Regions from separate parts of the Homo sapiens genome. Here region 2 is linked to region 1. Evidence: chromatin loops called from intact Hi-C (ENCODE). Cell type or tissue: breast epithelium. All regions are shown on one strand. Each heading gives the region's core, and the rest is flanking DNA. Links, peaks and the distances in the headings are about the cores only.

Region 1 (9,902 bases), core at 497-8,496:
TCTTCAATGGGGACGTGGAGTGGAAGGTGCCTCCCAGCCCTGCCTACCCACCTCCCCATCATGGCACTGCCCGAGCTGCCCACGCTGCCTGCTCCTGCACCCTGTGGGCTGCTTGGCTGAGCCCGTTCTGCCCAGCTGTCCCAAGGTCCGGGGCAAGACCAGGCCACGGTTCTGCCCGGGCTTCTGCCTCGCTCACTGGCCCAGGCAGAGCTGGCTGGGTGCCGGCTGTCCCCAAAGCCCAAGGGGGTTGTGACACCCTCAGCATTTGCTCACGACTGGCCCCTCTGTGCCCGCCCCAATGCAGGGGGCAGGCTGGGGTGCAGGAGAGCGAGAGGGTCTGCGTGACCTGGCCCTGGGGATGGATCCCCATGCTCCCTGCTCTCTCCTTCCTTGGACCCCCTCCTCCTGTCTCTCGCTCACTCTCTTGTCCCCCTTCCCTCGGGTGCCCATGGCCGCCAAGTCCTGTGACCTGGAGGAGGTGATGGTGGACGCCCTGGTCAGCAACAAGCCCGAGTTTGTGCGCCTCTTTGTGGACAACGGCGCAGACGTGGCCGACTTCCTGACGTATGGGCGGCTGCAGGAGCTCTACCGCTCCGTGTCACGCAAGAGCCTGCTCTTCGACCTGCTGCAGCGGAAGCAGGAGGAGGCCCGGCTGACGCTGGCCGGCCTGGGCACCCAGCAGGCCCGGGAGCCACCCGCGGGGCCACCGGCCTTCTCCCTGCACGAGGTCTCCCGCGTACTCAAGGACTTCCTGCAGGACGCCTGCCGAGGCTTCTACCAGGACGGCCGGCCAGGGGACCGCAGGAGGGCGGTGAGCGGGGGCTCCGTGGGGATGGAGGGCGAGGCTGGGGCCGCAGCAGGAGGCCGACGCCCGTGTCCTCCAGGAGAAGGGCCCGGCCAAGCGGCCCACGGGCCAGAAGTGGCTGCTGGACCTGAACCAGAAGAGCGAGAACCCCTGGCGGGACCTGTTCCTGTGGGCCGTGCTGCAGAACCGCCACGAGATGGCCACCTACTTCTGGGCCATGGTGAGCCCAGGCCGCGGGCCCAGCGCGGGGGCAGGGGAGGGGCGGCCTCCTGAGACCAGGTCTCGTAGGGCCAGGAAGGTGTGGCAGCCGCACTGGCCGCCTGCAAAATCCTCAAAGAGATGTCGCACCTGGAGACGGAGGCCGAGGCGGCCCGAGCCACGCGCGAGGCGAAATACGAGCGGCTGGCCCTTGGTGAGTGACCGGCGGCTGGGGCCGGGCCCGCGCGCGGGGGAGGATGTGACGGAGGGGTCGGACGAAGGGTCCTGGGCCTCGCCAGGGCTGCCTGTTACCGCCGTGGGGCTCCAGGTGCCCTCAGGGGCCTCCTCCATAGGAGAGGACAGACGGCTCTGCCTGGGGTGGAGGCGGCCCCAGACCCTGAGTGTGGGACCGCTGTGCACGTGGTGAGGACGATACAGCCTCACACCCCGGGCATACACTGGGCCCTGCCGCAGGACGAGGGACATTTAGCGTGGCAGAGGTTCCCTTTGTCCTGCTGGGGGAGGGACAGAGCCGGAGAAGGACGGAGGTTCAGGAAGGGCCCGGAGCAGGCCGGAGGGGGCAGAAGGCCTGGCTGGGCCCTGCGTGTTGAACGCAGGGTGCGGCTGCAGAGCCCAGGTCTGGGCAGGGGATGGAGGAGGGGCGTCGGGGGCCGGGCCGGGCATCGGCGTCTCGTCCTAGCGGCCAGGGCCTCCGGGGGCAGACCTCTTCTCCGAGTGCTACAGCAACAGTGAGGCCCGCGCCTTCGCCCTGCTGGTGCGCCGGAACCGCTGCTGGAGCAAGACCACCTGCCTGCACCTGGCCACCGAGGCTGACGCCAAGGCCTTCTTTGCCCACGACGGCGTTCAGGTGAGTGCCAGCTGTCCTCGAGGAGAGCTGCCAGGGGGTGGGGTGGGCGGGCGAGCTGGGCCCAGCTTGAGTTGACTTCCCAGCCTGCAGCTGCCCTGTCACTCCCGTCCTCAGCACAGAGGGGGCGGGGTGGGGCTTCTGTTCCTGGAAGGCGCCCACCTGGCTTCCTCCACCAGGCACACTCCTCCTGCCTCTGGCCTCAGTGGAAGTGGCACTTCCTCCTCTCAGTCCTCCCCAACCCCCAAGCCCAATCTTTTCCCTAGTGAAGGGTACAGCAGCTCAACCCACACCCCTGGGATGAGTGGCCCAAGGAGCACATGCCCACCAGGACGGGGGCTCCGGGAGGGAGGGCTGGGCTGGGCACCCCTTCAGCTCACGTGGGCCAGGCACCTGGGGGAAGGGCATTCCTGGGGCAGGGCGCAGCCTGGGCAAAGGTGCAGAGTTGGAGCCGACAGTTTTGCCTTCACCTCAGGCCTTCCTGACCAGGATCTGGTGGGGGGACATGGCCGCAGGCACGCCCATCCTGCGGCTGCTAGGAGCCTTCCTCTGCCCCGCCCTCGTCTATACCAACCTCATCACCTTCAGGTGGGTGAGGCCTGTGAGCTGCCCGGCCAGGACAGGCAGCAGTGCGAGTGCCGGAGCTACGGGGAGGGCCTGGGCCTCGCAGGTGCTGGTGGTAGCCTGACTCTGTAGCCCCCAAGTCCAGCCTCCCTGCGGGTCCCACTCCCCACAGCCCCTGCATCCCAGTGGGCACTTTGATGGCCAAGCGCCTGGAGCCAGGCAGGCGCCTCTGGGAGCCCTTCCTGCGGGCCCTGAGCTCTCCTGTGCTCGCAGTGAGGAAGCTCCCCTGAGGACAGGCCTGGAGGACCTGCAGGACCTGGACAGCCTGGACACGGAGAAGAGCCCGCTGTATGGCCTGCAGAGCCGGTGCGAGGCACAGGGCCAGGCAGGGTGGAGGGGACTGGCGGGTGGTGGCTGGGAGGCTGGACTCTGGTGGGGCACCCGGCTGGGCGCCAGCCTCACCACTGCGAACTTCTCTGCGGCACAGGGTGGAGGAGCTGGTGGAGGCGCCGAGGGCTCAGGGTGACCGAGGCCCACGTGCTGTCTTCCTGCTCACACGCTGGCGGAAATTCTGGGGCGCTCCCGTGACTGTGTTCCTGGGGAACGTGGTCATGTACTTCGCCTTCCTCTTCCTGTTCACCTACGTCCTGCTGGTGGACTTCAGGCCGCCCCCCCAGGGCCCCTCAGGGCCCGAGGTCACCCTCTACTTCTGGGTCTTTACGCTGGTGCTGGAGGAAATCCGGCAGGTCGGTGGCCACACTAGCCTAGGTCCCCTCCACTCTGCAGCTTCAGGTTGGGCAACCTAAGCTGGGTCCTGCCCTCGCAGGGTGGGGCTCCCCAACTGTAAAACAAGAACAGCATGGGGGCCTCCCATCTTCCCAGTCACCAGCGGCCATGATCCTGGTCAAAGACCGAGCCCTGAGCCCTGCTCCAGACTGAGCATGACCATGGTCTCCCTCGTCAGAGTCTGAACCCTGACCTGTATCACGGACTGAGTCCAGACACTGCATAAACTGATCCCTAGACCCTGGGCACAAAGAGGCCCTGGCCCCAAGTGGAGACTGACCTCACCTTCTGTCCCCAGACAGCCCTGGAATAGCTTCAGTGGACCCCTAGTCCCACTGGTAGCCTCGGCCCTGGTCATAGATGGAACCCTGATCCTTACAGATCCAAGCTTGTCCAGGTAGGGCTGTCCCCAGCGAGGGCGGCTGGACAGCTGTCAGTGGACTGCCCACCTCCCTCCCAGGGCTTCTTCACAGACGAGGACACACACCTGGTGAAGAAGTTCACACTGTATGTGGGGGACAACTGGAACAAGTGTGACATGGTGGCCATCTTCCTGTTCATCGTGGGTGTCACCTGCAGGTCTGTGGGGCCCAGAGGCCGTGTGGCCTCAGGGCGGCTTGTGGGCAGGCTTCCAGATGAAGCCACTCAGGTTGGGTGTGGCGGTGGCACTTGTGGTCCCAGCTACTCAGGAGGCTGAGGTGGGTGGGTCACTTGAGCCAGGGAAGTTGAGGCAGCAGCAAGCCGTGATCATGCCACTGCACTCCAGCCTGAGTGACAGAGCAAGACCCTGTCTCTTAAAAATAAATAAACAAAAGATGAAGCCACTCAGGGCCCAAGGAGTCCTGGCCTGGCCCTGGCCCTGCCCGCAGCCAGCATGCTGTGTGCCCCTGGGGAAGCCTCTGCCCCTCTCTGGGCCCCGCAGCCGCATCAGCCTCCCATCCTCCAGGATGCTGCCGTCGGCGTTTGAGGCTGGCCGCACAGTCCTCGCCATGGACTTCATGGTGTTCACGCTGCGGCTGATCCATATCTTTGCCATACACAAGCAGCTGGGCCCCAAGATCATCGTGGTAGAGCGCATGGTGAGCCCCCGGGGGCCCTGGCCCTGGCCCTGGAGGGACAGCAATCCCCTGCCTGGGCCCCACCCGGCTGGCCGCTGACGTCCCTCTCTCTGCCCCTGCCCCGTGGAGATGAAGGACGTCTTCTTCTTCCTCTTCTTTCTGAGCGTGTGGCTCGTGGCCTACGGTGTCACCACCCAGGCGCTGCTGCACCCCCATGACGGCCGCCTGGAGTGGATCTTCCGCCGGGTGCTCTACCGGCCCTACCTGCAGATCTTCGGCCAGATCCCACTGGACGAGATTGATGGTTTGCACACAGCCAGCGGGGGCAGGGGCAGGGAGAAATTGGAGCCCTGTGTGCACAAGCCCTGGGCATGAGGCTCTCCAGAGAGGTCTGTTGGGGCCATGGAGACCCCAGCCTGGAGCAGAGATGGGAGAAGTGGCTGAGGCCTGGTCCCCAGGCCCCCCACACCCCAAAGGGCCAGGCCTGGTTCCTGAGGTAGAGGCAGCTCCAGTCACGGAGCCCCGACCTGGGACCTGGGGCCTTGGGCTGGGAAGGAGACACAAGGAGACCCCAAGGCAGCCAGGGCTGCCTCCTGCTTGGGGAGGCCAAGCAGCAAGTCTTGCTCTGGGGGTGGTCTATCGGTGGGGAAGGGATAGGCAGGCACTAAGGGCACAGAGTGGGCCCAAAGGCTGTCCCAGCCATCATCCGGGGTCTGGGCCCTCCAGCTCTCCTCACAGCCCCTGGCCTCTGCCCTCCCACAGGGCCCTGCTTGGCCTAGGGCACCCACCAGAGCCCCTACGCCGTCCTGCTGGCAAGGCCCCTTCGCCATTTGGCCGCTCCTAAAGGCACCCTGGCTGCTCCTGGGGACCCACCCCAATGTGTGTGTGTGGCCTGCCCATGCCTATGGGTGTCCCCAGGCCGACCCCTGTAGCTGGCTGGGGCTGGTGGAGGCTCTGGAAACTTTTTCATAAGCCAGTGCAGTGGGGAGGGGGCGGGGGTCAGAGCCGCTTGGCCATGGGGGCCTCTGTAGTGATGGGTTGGTGGGGAGCTCTGGGGTGGGGCAGGGACCTGTGCAGGCCCCTGGGATGGCTGGGACTCAGTGAGGAGCCCCAACCTGGAAAGGGACGCACCCCTCTGGGAAGGTGGACCAGCAGCCAGCCCGCCCCTGGGGCCCTCGAGGGGTGCCGCAGACTTGGAGACCCGGCAGAGAAGGTGCAGGGAAACTGCTCAGGCGGTGTCAGGCGGCTGGGGCTGCCCGGCACGGGGCAGTCATGGCACAACGTGCTGCCCAGGCCTGACCCCGACCTCTGTGGAGTGGCGCTCAGGACCCTCGATAAATATTTGTTGAGGGGATGACGGCCAGACCGGAGCAAACACAGGCCTCCGGGGACAGGCGGGGGCGACGCCGTGATGGAAACCGCCTCTCCCAGCGCGGCTCATTTCCTTGGGCTGTTTTCTCAGCCCCCGCAGCCCCTCCTGACATTTTGGTGTTTGCTCATCACAGGCATTCATTTTCCAGGCCATTAGTTTAACCAGACCCTGCCTGCCTGCGACCCCACCTCGCCCTCACCATACGGCCTCCAGCACTGCCCGTCCGCAGGGCCCCTCGGGGCAGGAGGAGCTCTAGACGGGCGCCTCCAGCCAGGGCAGGGTTGGGGGTCCCCTCTTTCTTGAGTGGCTGCATCTCTGGTGGGCCAGTCTCAGCGACTCGTATGAGGAGACAGGCCTGGCCATAGCCTCCTTCTCGACGGGAGAAGGCAGGGAAACAGACTCCCGAGGGGCCCCTGCTCCGAGTGCTGCCTCAGGGAGGTCTGCGGTGCTGCGGGGATCTCAGAGCCCCGTGCTGAAACGCCTGCAACAGGGCCAGCCCCGGCCGCCCACTGAGAGTCTCAGACTTGTCACTTCCCCTCCCTGAGCTGCAATTCCTTGGGCTCCGTTCAGCTGCCGAGCAAGTATCTGGGCCCTTCAGGTTGAACCCCAGCCACTCACTGTGACCCAGCCCCTCATGCTGCTAGGCAGGGAGTTATTCACTAACACATGCTGGGCTGAGAGGGAGACTGAGGCTCAGACAGTTCCTGTACAGCCTGCAGGTCTCCTCAGAGCCCAGAACAGACCCCTGCCCCACTCTGCACTCGTGCCGAGCCGGAGCTGGGGTTGAGCTGTGGTGACGAGCTTGTTCTCTGGGTCTCCAGGCCCCAGGGACAATTTAATTTCCAGCCCGGCCTGGTGGCGCCTTCCCAAATCACAGAGTCGGGGAGGGTGTGGGGGTCTCATTCCTCAGAGCTGCCTTTATCAGACAGATTTACGGCTTCACAAACAGGCTCTCCAGGCTGGCCCCGGCCCGCTCCTCCAGAGTGCAGGGAGGAGAGGGGGTCATCAGTCTGCCCAGGAACAGATTCATGGGCTGGAGGTGGCCAGGGCGGACAGAGGAGGGGCAGGCCTAGGGTGGGAGCGTGGGGAGGGCTGGCGCTCACTGACTGCCAGTGCACACACAGACACTCAATAACTCACACACGGGCCAACGCGTCACACTAACTCACTCGGGAGAAACAAGGCAGGAATTCACCCTAGGAGGGAGAACGGACCCCTCCAGCTCAGGACCCAGGCACAGAGGCAGGAACCTGGGAACAAGGAGACCCCCCAGAACCCACCGCAGGGCAACCTGGAGCTGGCAGGCACTAAGATACACTTGAATGTGCCCGTGTGTGCCAGTGTGCTCACACGCAGACTCACACATGAGCATGTGTGCCAGGCACATCCAATCACATGTACAGGCTCACACAGACACACGCCAGCGTGCAGGCTGGGGAGGGAGGAGAGAGCGGAGCTCCCATTCGGATATGGAGGGGATATGTGGTCCTGGACGGCCAGGGCACACTCTGGCCTCTGGCTGGGACCCTGAGCACCCTGACGCCCACTGCGGCTCCTTCCTCCCTCCTCCCTCCTCCTGCCCCGCAGGCTGGGGTGGGGTGAGGGTCCAGGGTTGAGCCCTACAAGGGAGAAGCAGGTGTGAGGGTCTGGTTTTAAGGGACTGGAGTGAGATCTGCCACCCCTCCAGGGTGTCCCTGCCCAGGGCCGAGGGAGCTCAGCCTGCAAGCTCCCAGAGTGTGCCGCCTGAAGAATGTTCTTGACTTGAGTGGCCCAGTGCGGGATCGGTGCCCTCAGAGCTTGCAGCAAGCCCAGTCTGGAGCCTGCTGGCTCAATACATTTTGGAAAGGTGGCGGAATTACTTGCCAGCTTGGGGTTTAATCACAGGCATTAGTGCTGTAGAGGCTCTGAGAAGTCCTGGGCCCCATCTCCCTTTCCTCGGCAGCTCTCCCCAAACCTTCAACAGCAGAGGCTTTTTTCGGAGGAGGGGTGGAGGTTTTAACACATCCAACAACCAGGAGAAACCTGGGTCCCGTGACCCCTCTGTCCCCCACCTTCCATCCCTCCAGGGGTCTTGGCTCTACTTCCAGGGCCTGTGATCTTGGCTGACTCCAGCCCCTGGTGGAAGCTCAGCAGACATGGCAGAGGGGGCCCAGGGTGGGGCTCACCACCCGTCTGGTTCTGGTTTGCTGTGATGGGGCTTTCACTGCTAAAACCCAGGCCGCCCTGGGTGAACTGGGACAGTGGGTCACCCAACCAGCACCCCGTCCCCTGGGTTCAACACCAGGACTCAGCGCTCTATCTCGGGGCATTTGCCTAAGGCCGCCCTTGTGGCTGCCCCCGGTCTGGTCCCCACAGCACCCTTGCTTTCCAGAAGCCCGTGTGAACTGCTCCACCCACCCACTGCTGCTGGAGGACTCACCATCCTGCCCCAGCCTCTATGCCAACTGGCTGGTCATCCTCCTGCTGGTCACCTTCCTGTTGGTCACCAATGTGCTGCTCATGAACCTGCTCATCGCCATGTTCAGGTGACTCCACCCAACCCCTGGAGGAGAGAGCCCTGGAGCGGAGGGAGCAGAGGGTCATTCCCCAACACCGCCTCCTTTGCAACCCACCTGGTGTGCTGCAGAGGGTGAGGCTTGGTGCCTCAGGGCAGATAGAAGGTGGCATAGCCTGGACTGCAGGGCTTTGCCTGCCCAAGACCGGGAACTCTGTGGGCCACCCTCCCAGTCCCAGGAAGCAGGGCCTGGGTCTTTGGGGGACCGGTGCTGTGGCAAGAACTCTGGGCTTGTCCAGGAGAGCAGAGTGGACAGGGGAAGACCCAAGGAGAGTGGACCCCTCGTGACACACCCCAGAGGCAACGCAGAAGCAGTGCTGGGCCTCAGTTTCAAAAAGGGCTCCCCAACAGCAATCAGGGTGCAGGGGGATGCGTCCCCCAAGTGGTCGTGGGGAGCCGGTAGGTGACGGCTCAGCTGTGCCCCTGCAGCTACACGTTCCAGGTGGTGCAGGGCAACGCAGACATGTTCTGGAAGTTCCAGCGCTACAACCTGATTGTGGAGTACCACGAGCGCCCCGCCCTGGCCCCGCCCTTCATCCTGCTCAGCCACCTGAGCCTGACGCTCCGCCGGGTCTTCAAGAAGGAGGCTGAGCACAAGCGGGAGCACCTGGGTGAGGCCGAGCACAAGCGGGAGCACCTGGGTGAGGCCGAGGTGGCGGGTCCCAGGGCGGGGCTGTGCGCTGGAGGCAGGTCTGGAGAGACCTGGACCCCTCCTCAGCCCTGTGGGTCCTCAGCTGGGCTCTGTGCAGGCTGGCACAGCTGAGCCCGTCCACCCGCAGCTTGGCCGTCCTTGCACAGGGCCATGCTTGCCCTCCATCCCTGGCTGGGCCCCACTCACTCCTTCTGCCTGGCCCACCTCGCCCCGGGACCAGGCCTGGGCTCTGCCACTGACGCCCACATGCTCTAGTAATGCTGGCTGCCACCTGGCTTTCCCAGAGAGAGACCTGCCAGACCCCCTGGACCAGAAGGTCGTCACCTGGGAGACAGTCCAGAAGGAGAACTTCCTGAGCAAGATGGAGAAGCGGAGGAGGGACAGCGAGGGGGAGGTGCTGCGGAAAACCGCCCACAGGTGCGGGGGCCTGTCCTGATCACTGGTGGGTATCGGGCTGTCTTTAAGCGGGGATGTGCCATTGGCGCCAGTGACAGAGGATCTGAGCTGGCGAACTGAAGCTGAAGGGGTAGGGGCAGGGCTCTGGCCGAGCCCAGGGGCCTAGCTTTCCAGCCTGACCTGTGCAGGACCCTGCTGGGACGCCTGGCCAGGCAAAAAGGGAGCGTGCACAGTGACCGTGGCGCCCTCCCTGCTGTGGTCTCAGGGTTGGGACTACCCACCCCTGGCTTCCCTCCAGCCCTGGCTCCAGGGGCCTGTCCCCGACTGCCTGCCCTGCACCGTCTTTCTGGGTGGTGCGCCCAGGCAGGGATGGCACCCTAGCCCTACTGGGAAGGCATAGAGCGCTCTGTACTGCACCAGGTGCACTTTGAGGGGTCCTGGTGCCACCAGATCTGGGCATGAGGGAGGAAGGGAAAGGGCCAGGGCACCCCAAACTCGGGCACACAGGGAGGCCTGGGGGGATGGGGAGGCTCCCCACACGCAGAGCACCGCGTGGCCATCCACAGCCTGACCACCTGCTCCTGCCGCAGAGTGGACTTCATTGCCAAGTACCTCGGGGGTCTGAGAGAGCAAGAAAAGCGCATCAAGTGTC
Region 2 (9,902 bases), core at 658-8,657, 58 kb before region 1:
CTACCCCCAACGCTTCTTGACGGACCCTGGACACATCCAGTGTCCCCAGCACAGCCCCATGGTGAGCCCTCAGTGAGGAAAGCCTGTTTCGAAAGAAAGACAAAAAACCACTCCACACTGGGTGATGTGTGGAGAGACCACTGGGCCAGCGGTAGGAGGCTGGGGCCAGCCACAGCCCTTCCCCAAGCAGCAGGTTGGCCCGGCTGCCCGCTTACCTCCCTCCCAAGGGCCCTGCAGTGCCCCGTTCCTGGCATCAGGCCTATTTTGCGGATTTGGTGAAGGAGGATGTCCGTTCCGGGAGGCAGGGCTCTCCCAGGCTCCCATCTGTGGAGGGCGAGTGGTGAGCGCATGCGGCTGTCTGCCCAGCTGGTGCCACTGAGCAATGGCCACCCTGGCCAGCGGGCCCCATGGCCCTACCTGTGCAGAGCAATGCCTCCCCCAGCTGTCGGGGGCTTCAACCTGCAGGCTGCCATCTCCAGGACCTGCCCTGGCTCTCAATGGGATGGAGGAAGGCTCTTGGCTGGCAGCCCCGCGCCAGGCCAGGCCAACTGAGGCCCAGTCCCTCCAGAGTTCCCTGAGGATGATGCCGGCCGCACACCCTCGCTCTACAAGCCACATGACACGGCTGAGCGTCTGTGCCATGCTGAGCGCTGTCCCACGGCAGGGGACTCAACGACGGACCAGGACGGGAAACGGCCTTGCCCCTTGGATTTCCCAGCACAGACCCTTTCCTTTCCCAACCCGCTCACCTGGGAGGGCCCAGCCCCTCACATCTCCAAACACCAGCTCTCCTGCCTCCTGCTGGACGGGACTCCAGGCAGGACTCACTGCACCATGGGCCTCAGGTCGAATGGAAGCCCTGGAGGTCCCCAACCCTCCCTGAGTCCCCAGCAAGCCCCCAACCACTATTTTCTTCCATTTATTATACAAATATAGGAACAGCAATAAATGACATCAGAATTAATGGAGCCCCCTCCCTGCCAGCCCCACCCCTTCTCTTGCCTGCTCTCCTTGGCCCGTCCTGGCCTCTCCTCAGCCACAGGCAGCAGCTCCTGCAGCTTCCAGCACAGGGGAGTTAATCCCATGGACTTGAGATGGGTGGGACCCTGTGTGCCACTCTGCCCAGAAGGCGCTCCCCACTCAGGGACATGATCTGGAGGGACATGGGACAGTCTCCTCCAATGACAGAGGCCTTCATATGCAGGCTTCTCCCAGCCACGCCCACCCCATCACCATGAGCCCCTCTGCTCATGCCCATCTCGGTGCTGGGGTGATGGGGGGCCCTGGAGTATCAAGAAGGGCCCCAGAGCTGCAACTTGGCTCAGAGCCATGGAGTCACCCCCATGCCTCTGAGGACAGAATCACATCTGCCTCCACCCACAGCATGGTTGCACTTTTTCCTCAAACAAGCTGGAGTGGCAGGGCTGGGCAGCTCTACTGGGTACCCCTAGACAGGGAAGGAGCCTGACAATGGGCAGGGGCTGACTGAGGTCATAGCAGGCAGGGAGCTCAAGTCCCTGGCCAGCTCCCTATCCCACAGACCTACTCACATCTCACGCAGCCAGTGACTCAGAAAGCCCCGCATGACACCCCTCCCAGACGCTCTGCCTTGCTTTTTTCAGTGACAGAGACCAGGACTCCAGCCCACAAAGTAGCCCAGGCCACGACCCTCCTTCTCTGGGTAAAGGTGCTTCACCCTGAGATGAAGGGACCAGCCTCAGCCTCTCCAGTTCTTTCCAGCTCTGCCCTGTGAGGGACATGCACACATGCATACACACACACACCCATAGGTGCACACACACCCAGACACAAACACACACACCTATACAGACATAGGTACACACACACCCACAAACACACACAGACATGCACGTATACACACAAAGGTGCACACACACCCACACATAAAACACACACCTATACACATGTGCACATACACTTATACACATGGGTGCACACACACCCATATATACATGAACACACACACCTACACACATGTGCACACATAGACATGCACATATACACACAAAGGTGCACACACACCCATACATAAAACACACACACCTATACGCATGTGCACATACACTTATACACATAGGTGCACACACACCCATATATACATGAACACACACACCTACACACATGTGCACACATACATACCTATACACACACAACCATACATACACCTATACACATGTGCACACACACTTATACACATAGGTGCACACACACCCATATATATGAACACACACCTACACACGCGCACACATACACGCCTATACACACATAGGTGCACGCATACACACACCTATACACATGTGCACACACACCCATACATAAACACACACACCTATACACACATAGGTGCACACGCACCCATACACGTGCACACACACCTATATACACATGCACACACCCAATCACATGCACACACCCATACACAAGTACACACACGCCCATGCACACATACACACGCCCATGCACACATACACACACCTATACACACATGCACACCCATACACATGTGCACACCCATGCACACACCCATACACATGTGTACACACATCCGTGCATACGTGCACACACCCATATACACAGGTGCACACGCACCCATACACACGTGCACACACACACATACACATGTGCCTGTGAGGCTGTGATACTGCCATGCTTAGGACCCAGAGCTGGGCCATCAGCATCCTCCAAGTCCTGGGGACCTGGTGGTGTGTGGGGCGAGATGGATCTCGCAGGTCCCCTGGGTCTCTTGACACTTTAGTGCCGTGGAGTGTCAGAGGCTGTGGCGTTGCTGAGCGTGAAGGACACTTGGGTCAGGGTTGGGGGTGCAGCCAAGAGCAGATGGGGAGAGGGAGGAGGGCGGGAGAAGCAAGCAGCATTTGGGGTACAGCCCTGCTGATCCCCACTTGCAGAGCAACACAGAGGTGGGGTCTGAAAAGTTGGGGACCCTGAAGCCACACCAGTTGGAGGTTCAGAGTCCTAGGTCCCCGAGTCTGGCTGCAGGATGATTGCAGCCGAGTCAGCCCTTGTTCCCCAGCCGTTGGGAGATATCGATGAGATGAGTTGATACAGGGTGGTGAGGGCGGGTAGAACTCTGCTGTGGAGGGAGGAGGGCCATCCCAGCAAATGTGCTGGAACCCGCGGGCAGAAAGGGAGCCTCCACCGACACCTCCCAGCTGGTCAGACATTAACTCAAAAGGAATATCCACCTCAGTGTGAAACCTGACACTACAAAATTTCTGGAAGAAAACAGAAAATCTGTGCCCTTGGTTTAGGGAAAGATTTCTGAGAGCACCAAAAAACACAATCCATAAGGGAACAAGTTGATAAACTGGACTTCATCAAAGTCAAAACGTTTGCTCTCTAAAAGGGCACTATTAAGAGAATGGGAGGCTGAGGTGGGAGGATTGATCGAGACCAGGGTTTTGAGACCAGTCTGGGCAATGAGAAATAAAAATAAAATTCTAAGCACCCCCCCCCCCACCTAACTGAGTGGATCCCCACTTGGCCGAGGGAACCCCAGAGAAACCCTGGAAGCTGAGTTCAGGGCCATGATGGATGTGCGGTTGGATACGTATCATCACACCCCCTCCCTTGATAACTGTCATTGGGTTTTCTTCCCAAAGGGCTGAACAGAAACCAGCCTTTTCATAAGACGCCGGCTTGTCTTCCTTCCCAGGCACAGAACAAAGGCGAGACGAGATAACGAGATGTTCTTCCGCCTCCCTGGGATATACGCTTCCATGCTCCCTCTTTCCTCCAATATACGTCTTCTGTAAAATGTAGATTTACTGGGCTCTAACTAAAGTCTCGCAAGTATATAATCATTTGTCTCACTTGATGCCCCTCCCCTTTTCAAGAAAACATATAAATATGAATGAAACCTCCTACGCACCTCTTTGGAAAAAGCAGCCACAGATGCTTCTGTGACTGGAGTTTTTCCTGGGCGTGCCCTCACGTTGGCTCAATAAACCTCGATGATTTGAGGAGTATGCTTCAAGTCCTCATTTTGATTGTCAGCGACATAGCCAGACCCCAGCTCTACAAAAAATTTAACAATCAGCCGGGCGTGGTGACATGCGCCTGTGGTCCCAGCTACTTAGGAGGCTGAGACGGGAGGATGGCTTGAGCCCAGGAGTTGGAACTGCAGTGAGCCGTCATAGCACCAAGCACTTCAACCTGGGCGACAGAGTGAGACCGCAGCTCTAAAAACAAGTTGTTTAAAAGGGCCGGGCGTGGTGGCTCATGCCTGTAATCCCAGCACTTTGGGAGGCTGAGGCGGGCGGATCACGAGGTCAGGAGATGGAGACCACGGTGAAACCCTGTCTCTATAAAAATACAAAAAATCAGCTGGATACAGTGGCGGGCGCCTGTAGTCCCAGCTACTCGGGAGGCTGAGGCAGGAGAATGGCATGAACCCGGAAGGCGGAGCTTGCAGTGAGCCGAGATCGCGCCACTGCACTCCAGCCTGGGTGACAGAGCGAGACTCCGTCTCAAAAAAAGAAAAAAAAAATTGTTTAAAAGAACTGAAGGACTAGCAAGGGATAAGGGAAGGCTTCACAGAGCAGGTATCTGATAGAGGACTTGGTCCAGAATATAGAAACATGTAACATCTCGGCCGGGAGCCGTAGCTCATGCCTGTAATCCCAGCACTTTGGGAGGCCGAGGCAGGTGGATCACGAGGTCAGGAGTTAGAGACCAGCCTGGCCAACGTGGTGAAACCCTGTCTCTACTAAAATACAAATATTAGCCAGTCATGGTGGCGGGCATCTGTAGTCCCAACTACTTGGGAGGCTGAGGCAGGAGAATCACTTGAACCCGGGAGGCAGAGGTTGCAGTGAGCCAAGCAAGATCACGCCACCACACTACAACCTGGGAGACGGAGAGTGAGATTCTCTCTCAAAATAAAGAAAAAAAAAAAAACTCTTGAATTCAATGAAAAACCACCCACGTTTTCTTAACAGACAATTTGACAGACACTTTACCAAAGAAGATATGTGGACAACAACTAAGCAGCTGAAAAGATGACCCCACACAGTGAGTCACCAGGAATGCCAGGGAGGGCCCCGACACACCTGTTAGATTGGCTAAAATTAAAGACCGACCACACCAAGTGTTGACAAGGAGACAGAGGAACTAGAGCTGTCGCACGGAGCTGCTGGACTGCAAAAGGGGATTGCTGCTTTAGAAAACGGTTTGTCAGTGTCCTAGAAAGTGAAGCCCTCACCCACCCCATGACACAGCCGTTCCACTTCCCAGCGGGCTGCAGAGCAGTTCAACCACTTGCTTGCACAAGAGAAGCAAAAGCATTTGCTCGCACAGAGACTCCAGCTATTCCTAGCAGTATCATTTGTGAGAGCCCAAATGGGATACAGCCGCCCACATGTCCATCAACAGGTGCATGGATCGGCAAAGTAGGCTCTACCCAAACAACAGGCCGACACACACAACAGACACACAGCTCAAAATCATGACGCTGAATAAAAGAAGCCAGACGAAACCAGCGTTGGCTGCCAGAGTCCATCCAAATAAAATTCCACAAGGCACAAGCCCATCCATCGTGCCTGATGGTAGGGCAGCAGTGGCCTGGTCGTGGGGACAGGGGGACGCTGTGAGGGTGATGGGTGTGCCCACTCTGCTGATGCTGGCTTCACAGGGCCTCCAAATGTCAGGACTCATGGAACTGTCTGCTTTAAACTGGGGCAGTTTACCGTATGCCAAGCACGCCTCCGTAAAGCTACTTAGAAAAAAAAAGTGCATGCCTGTAATCCCAGCACTTTGGGAGGCTGAGGCAGGCAGATCGCTTGAGCTCAGGAGCTTGAGACTAGACTGGGCAATATAGCAAGACCCCATCTCTACAAAAAATACAAAAATTAGCCAGGCGTGGTGGTGTGCATCTGTAGTCCCAGCTACTCAGGAGGCTGAGGCGGGAGGATCTCTTGAGCCAGGGAGGTCGAGGCTGCAGTGAACCAAGATCACACCACTGCACTCTTAGCCTAAGTGACAGAGGGAGACCCTGTCTCGAAAAATAAAAAATAAACTTCTGGGAATGGGCCTGTGGCCTGTGAAAGGTTGGGAGCCCAGGAGAGACAGTGCATTTTCCGGGCACAGTCTAAGCACGTGGCTAACAGCCCTTTAAGAAGCTGCTGTTATCCCTATTTTACAGATGGGGTAAAGGAAATGCAGAGGCACATGGCCTGCACCCACAGGGCCACTGGGCAGGTCCCCACGCTGGGCCAGCCCATCAGCCTCCCTGCCCTGTCCCTAACCAGGTGGAAGGCAGTGCCTGGACTCGGAGGTCACAGCAGCCCCAGTGCGGGTGGCCCATGCCATCCAGCAGTGCCCAGCTCCTACCCTGCCCCACACCTTGAATCCACCTGGCCTGGGTCTGCAGGGAAGGGATCAGGGGAGCAAAGGGGTCCCCACAGCCCCCATTGCAAGACGCACGCCTGCTGGCTGTGTGCACTGGGCCCGTGTGCCCAGGCATTGACGTGGGGGGCAGGTGTCTCTCACCTCACCTGGGCCAGGCCCGGTGGGCAGCAGCCTGTCCAGCACAAGAGCACCCCAACGCCTTTGCCAAACCCCAGCTCCCAGCCTTCCCCAGCCTGCACCCTGACGTGATCTCAATGGTCCCATGTGACTCGGATTGTGGTTCTCAGCAGAGATACAAAACCACTTCCTGAGGCTGTATCTGTCTCCTGGTGGCTTCTCAGCTGAGCCCCCGGCCACACCATATCCTCTGCAGAAGCCTATATCAAGCCAGGGGACCAGGGCCCCACACCATCCCTGGCTGCTCCAGGGAAGAGGGAGCAGCCTCCTCCGTGAGGACCAAAAGGGTAGAGGCCGACACCGTTGAAGCCAGTCCTGCCCTCCTCCTGGGCCCCTGCCTCCCTGCCGGACACCAAGGTGCCACGAAGGGCGCTCATGGCTCAGCCCACCCCATGGAGCCCTGTGCAATGGGGAGATAAACCCAGACCCCCTCACAGCCCACTTCCACCCCTGCAGAGGCACCCTGGCCCTCACCCCAGGGAGGCCCAGGCCCTCGGACCTGCTGACCAACCCTGCCCGGCTCTCCAGCCACAGCTTGCTCCTCCGACCTCCAGGTCACCTCCTGCCCCTGCCTGGAGTGCCCCCATCTGTCGGGCTTCCCCTGGAAGGCACTCCCTCAGGCTCCCACAGCCCCCTGCAGCCCAGCTGCCCACAAACCCACCCCAAAGCCCCTAGACTGTGGCCAGGTCATGCTCACTGCTGCAACCCAGGGCTGGCCCTCAGAGCAGGAGGCCAGGTGTTCTGGGAGCGGGCAGAGGAGACCACAGAGGAAGAGCGCAGGGGCCAGGCCCTCGCTCTCTATAAACTAAAACTATTATGATCCCTGTTTCCAGATAGGATGACTGAGGCCAAGGGAGGCTAAGGAACATGGAGCTCAGCCCTGTTCTCATGAGGACAGGAAGGCCCTCTCCCTCTGCCCACCTGGCAGGAGGCCCCCTGGACAAGGCTGGCCAGCATATCTGAAGCCTGGCCCCAGGCAGCAGCCTGGCAGCAAGCTCTCCTGAGGACTTCTGGCCTGCTGATGGCTGTGCCCCCGGGCAAGGCTGGCACCACACAGAAGCCCCCGAGCCTGGGCAGATGTCAGTGATAGCATCTTGAACCCCACTCCACGACAGGCCAGCAAGGGTCAGAAGGCTGTGGCTGCCACAGCCAGCAACAGGGGCCAGCCCCTTGCCCCTCTAAGAACCACAGCCCCAGGCCCAGGAGGGGACCCCCAGCACTGTGTTCCCTCAAAACTCACTCTCTTCTGGGAGCCCCCCTCCTCCTGCAAAGTAGGGGACAAACCCCAGCCTGGGGAGGGGAAGTCCCAGCCAGGACTTCTCCCCCCAGCAAGCACCCATCAGGCGGGGCTCAGCCATGTGTCACCTCCCCTTTGGAGATCGCTTCTCCACTCTGGGCCTCAGTTTCCCCAGCTACAAAATGGGGCAGCTGGGCCACAGCCTGCCTGCATCTCCTCCCCCAACAACGAAGGTCACTGTTCCAGCTTCCTCAGCGACACTCCCTAGGCAAAGCCTCAGGAAAACTCAAAAACGTCCCTGAGCCCCCTGGGTGGATGGGCAGGTCCCGGCTAGGACAGGAAGAAGCAATGCCCCCATAGCCAGCCCGAGAACACTCATGCAGGCCCTGAAGGGCGGGCCCCTGGGAGTCGACCTGAGCCGTCACCAAGCTCCCCAAGGAAAGGACAGGGCAGGTCATGAGCCCGGCAGGTGCAGCCAGGAACCAACCACATCTAGACCCGCCTGGCAGCACACAGCTCCTGCCTGCCAGCCAGGCTCCAAATGGCCTTCCAGGAGGCATGGCTGGAGCCCACCAAGGCCCAAGGGGAGCCGTGGATCTGTACCATTCATTGTTCCCAGCCTGCCCGGAACACAGGCTCTACCCAGAGGGACACCAGACAAGGCCACTCCTCCGTAAACCTTCTCCCAGGAAGCTCTGGGAAGCATGCTGGTGGGAGGCAGAGCTCGGCGCCCACCCCTCCCCTCTCCAATTCCACCCCCAAGCAGGCACTGGTACAAGGCACCTAGCGTGAGCAAGGTGTGAGAGGGGCCAGCACGGGGCAGGGGCCGGACAGGGAGCTCTGCTACGCACAAGCTGTGTGACCCTGGGCAAGTGTCCACCCTCTCAGGCCTCTACCCAACCAAGACAAGTGACGAGCTCAGAGGAGTCTCAGCCCTGGTGGGGGCCGTGGTTCCTCCTGACTCAGATCCTGGCTGGCTGGACCTTGGAGGATCACCTAAGGCCACCTGGCTGCAGGAGGCAGTCCGCTGTGGGGACAGTGCACTGCCCAAGAGCTTCCAGCTGCAGCCAGGGCCTCAGGGCCTCACACCTGGACTGGAGGCCAGCCTGGCAGGCCTTGGAGAAGGGGTCACGGTGCCAGCTTGAGCCCAGGAGGTCGCACTGCAGTGAGTGATGACTGTGCCACTGCACTCTAACCTAGGCGACAGAGTGAGACCCTGCTTCAAAAAAAAATAAAAAATAAAAAAACTTCTGGGAAGGGGCCTGTGGCCCATGGAAGGTTAGGAGCTCTGGAGGGACTGCATTTTCTCGGTGCGGTCTAAGCATGTGGCTAACAGCCCCTGAAGGAGCGGCCGTTACCCATTTTACAGATGGGGGAAAGGAAACAAGAGCCCATGGCCTGCACCCACGGGGGCGGCCGGGGCAGCTCCCTGCACTGGACCAGCCCATCAGTGCCCAGAGTTGGTGCCCAGGACCCCAGAGATTGCTGTCTTACTTCCTCGGGCAGGAGGACTTTGAACTACCTTAACACACAGGAAAAGAGAAGAGAAGCGCCCTGTGGACTCCAGCTCCTTCCATCTCTGGGCAGCTCCCCACAGTGGGATCCGCCTCAGCCCCAGCCCACCTAGGAGGGGTCAGCAGAGCCACCCTTTCCTCCTCGCCCAGACTGTTCTTCCCACCAGCATCCCAGAGTCCAACACGGACCATGTAATCCTGGCCCCTGAGAGAAGCTGGAATCTGCCACACAGAGGCACTGCCCACCCCCCCAACTCCTGTCCCCCAGGCCTCCCCAAGGACAGGACATGGGACTCATGCCTGGTGCAGGGCCCAATGTGGGGGCAGCAGCCAGGGGCCAGGAGCCCATGGGACCCTAGCACCATGTGGACCCAGGACCACAGTGCACCTGCCCCCACCCCGGCACTCTCCTAGGTCAAATCACACTCAATTCATTCAGAGTTCTCATCCATGCGATGCCAGAAGACACTCCAGGGACTCCAGAATCCTCTTACCAGCCTCTCCTCACTTATATATTTTAATTTAAATGATCTTTTATTATTTTTAAAAAGCAATATATTTTTAATTAGAAAATTCAGATGAGCAAA

Evidence for each region. Peaks named below come from ENCODE experiments on the same cell type or tissue, not always from the same donor. Only the 100,000 strongest peaks of a DNase experiment are listed, where the experiment ranks them.
Region 2: it touches region 1 in a loop (14-fold over the local background); 2 of 110 quality-filtered maps call a loop at or near these places.

What each region holds. Positions count from the first base shown.
Region 1 is chr11:2,406,030-2,415,931 of GRCh38, reverse strand. TRPM5 (transient receptor potential cation channel subfamily M member 5) reads left to right here. Exons shown (of 29, transcript NM_014555.4): 13 at 1-26; 14 at 461-811; 15 at 885-1,025; 16 at 1,094-1,217; 17 at 1,726-1,871; 18 at 2,344-2,456; 19 at 2,706-2,798; 20 at 2,920-3,178; 21 at 3,679-3,797; 22 at 4,165-4,297; 23 at 4,406-4,580; 24 at 8,020-8,173; 25 at 8,632-8,813; 26 at 9,139-9,271; 1 more. Among named protein-coding and RNA genes, the nearest start is that of TSSC4, 10 kb to the right of the region's middle. RefSeq lists an enhancer at 1,324-1,824. In breast epithelium, for the core only: no CTCF peak of the experiment used is centred there; no DNase peak of the experiment used is centred there; H3K4me3 peaks cover 475 bases; H3K27ac peaks cover 664 bases.
Region 2 is chr11:2,464,300-2,474,201 of GRCh38, reverse strand. The region is part of intron 1 of KCNQ1 (potassium voltage-gated channel subfamily Q member 1); the gene reads right to left. Among named protein-coding and RNA genes, the nearest start is that of KCNQ1, 24 kb to the right of the region's middle. RefSeq lists an enhancer at 6,797-6,846. In breast epithelium, for the core only: no CTCF peak of the experiment used is centred there; no DNase peak of the experiment used is centred there.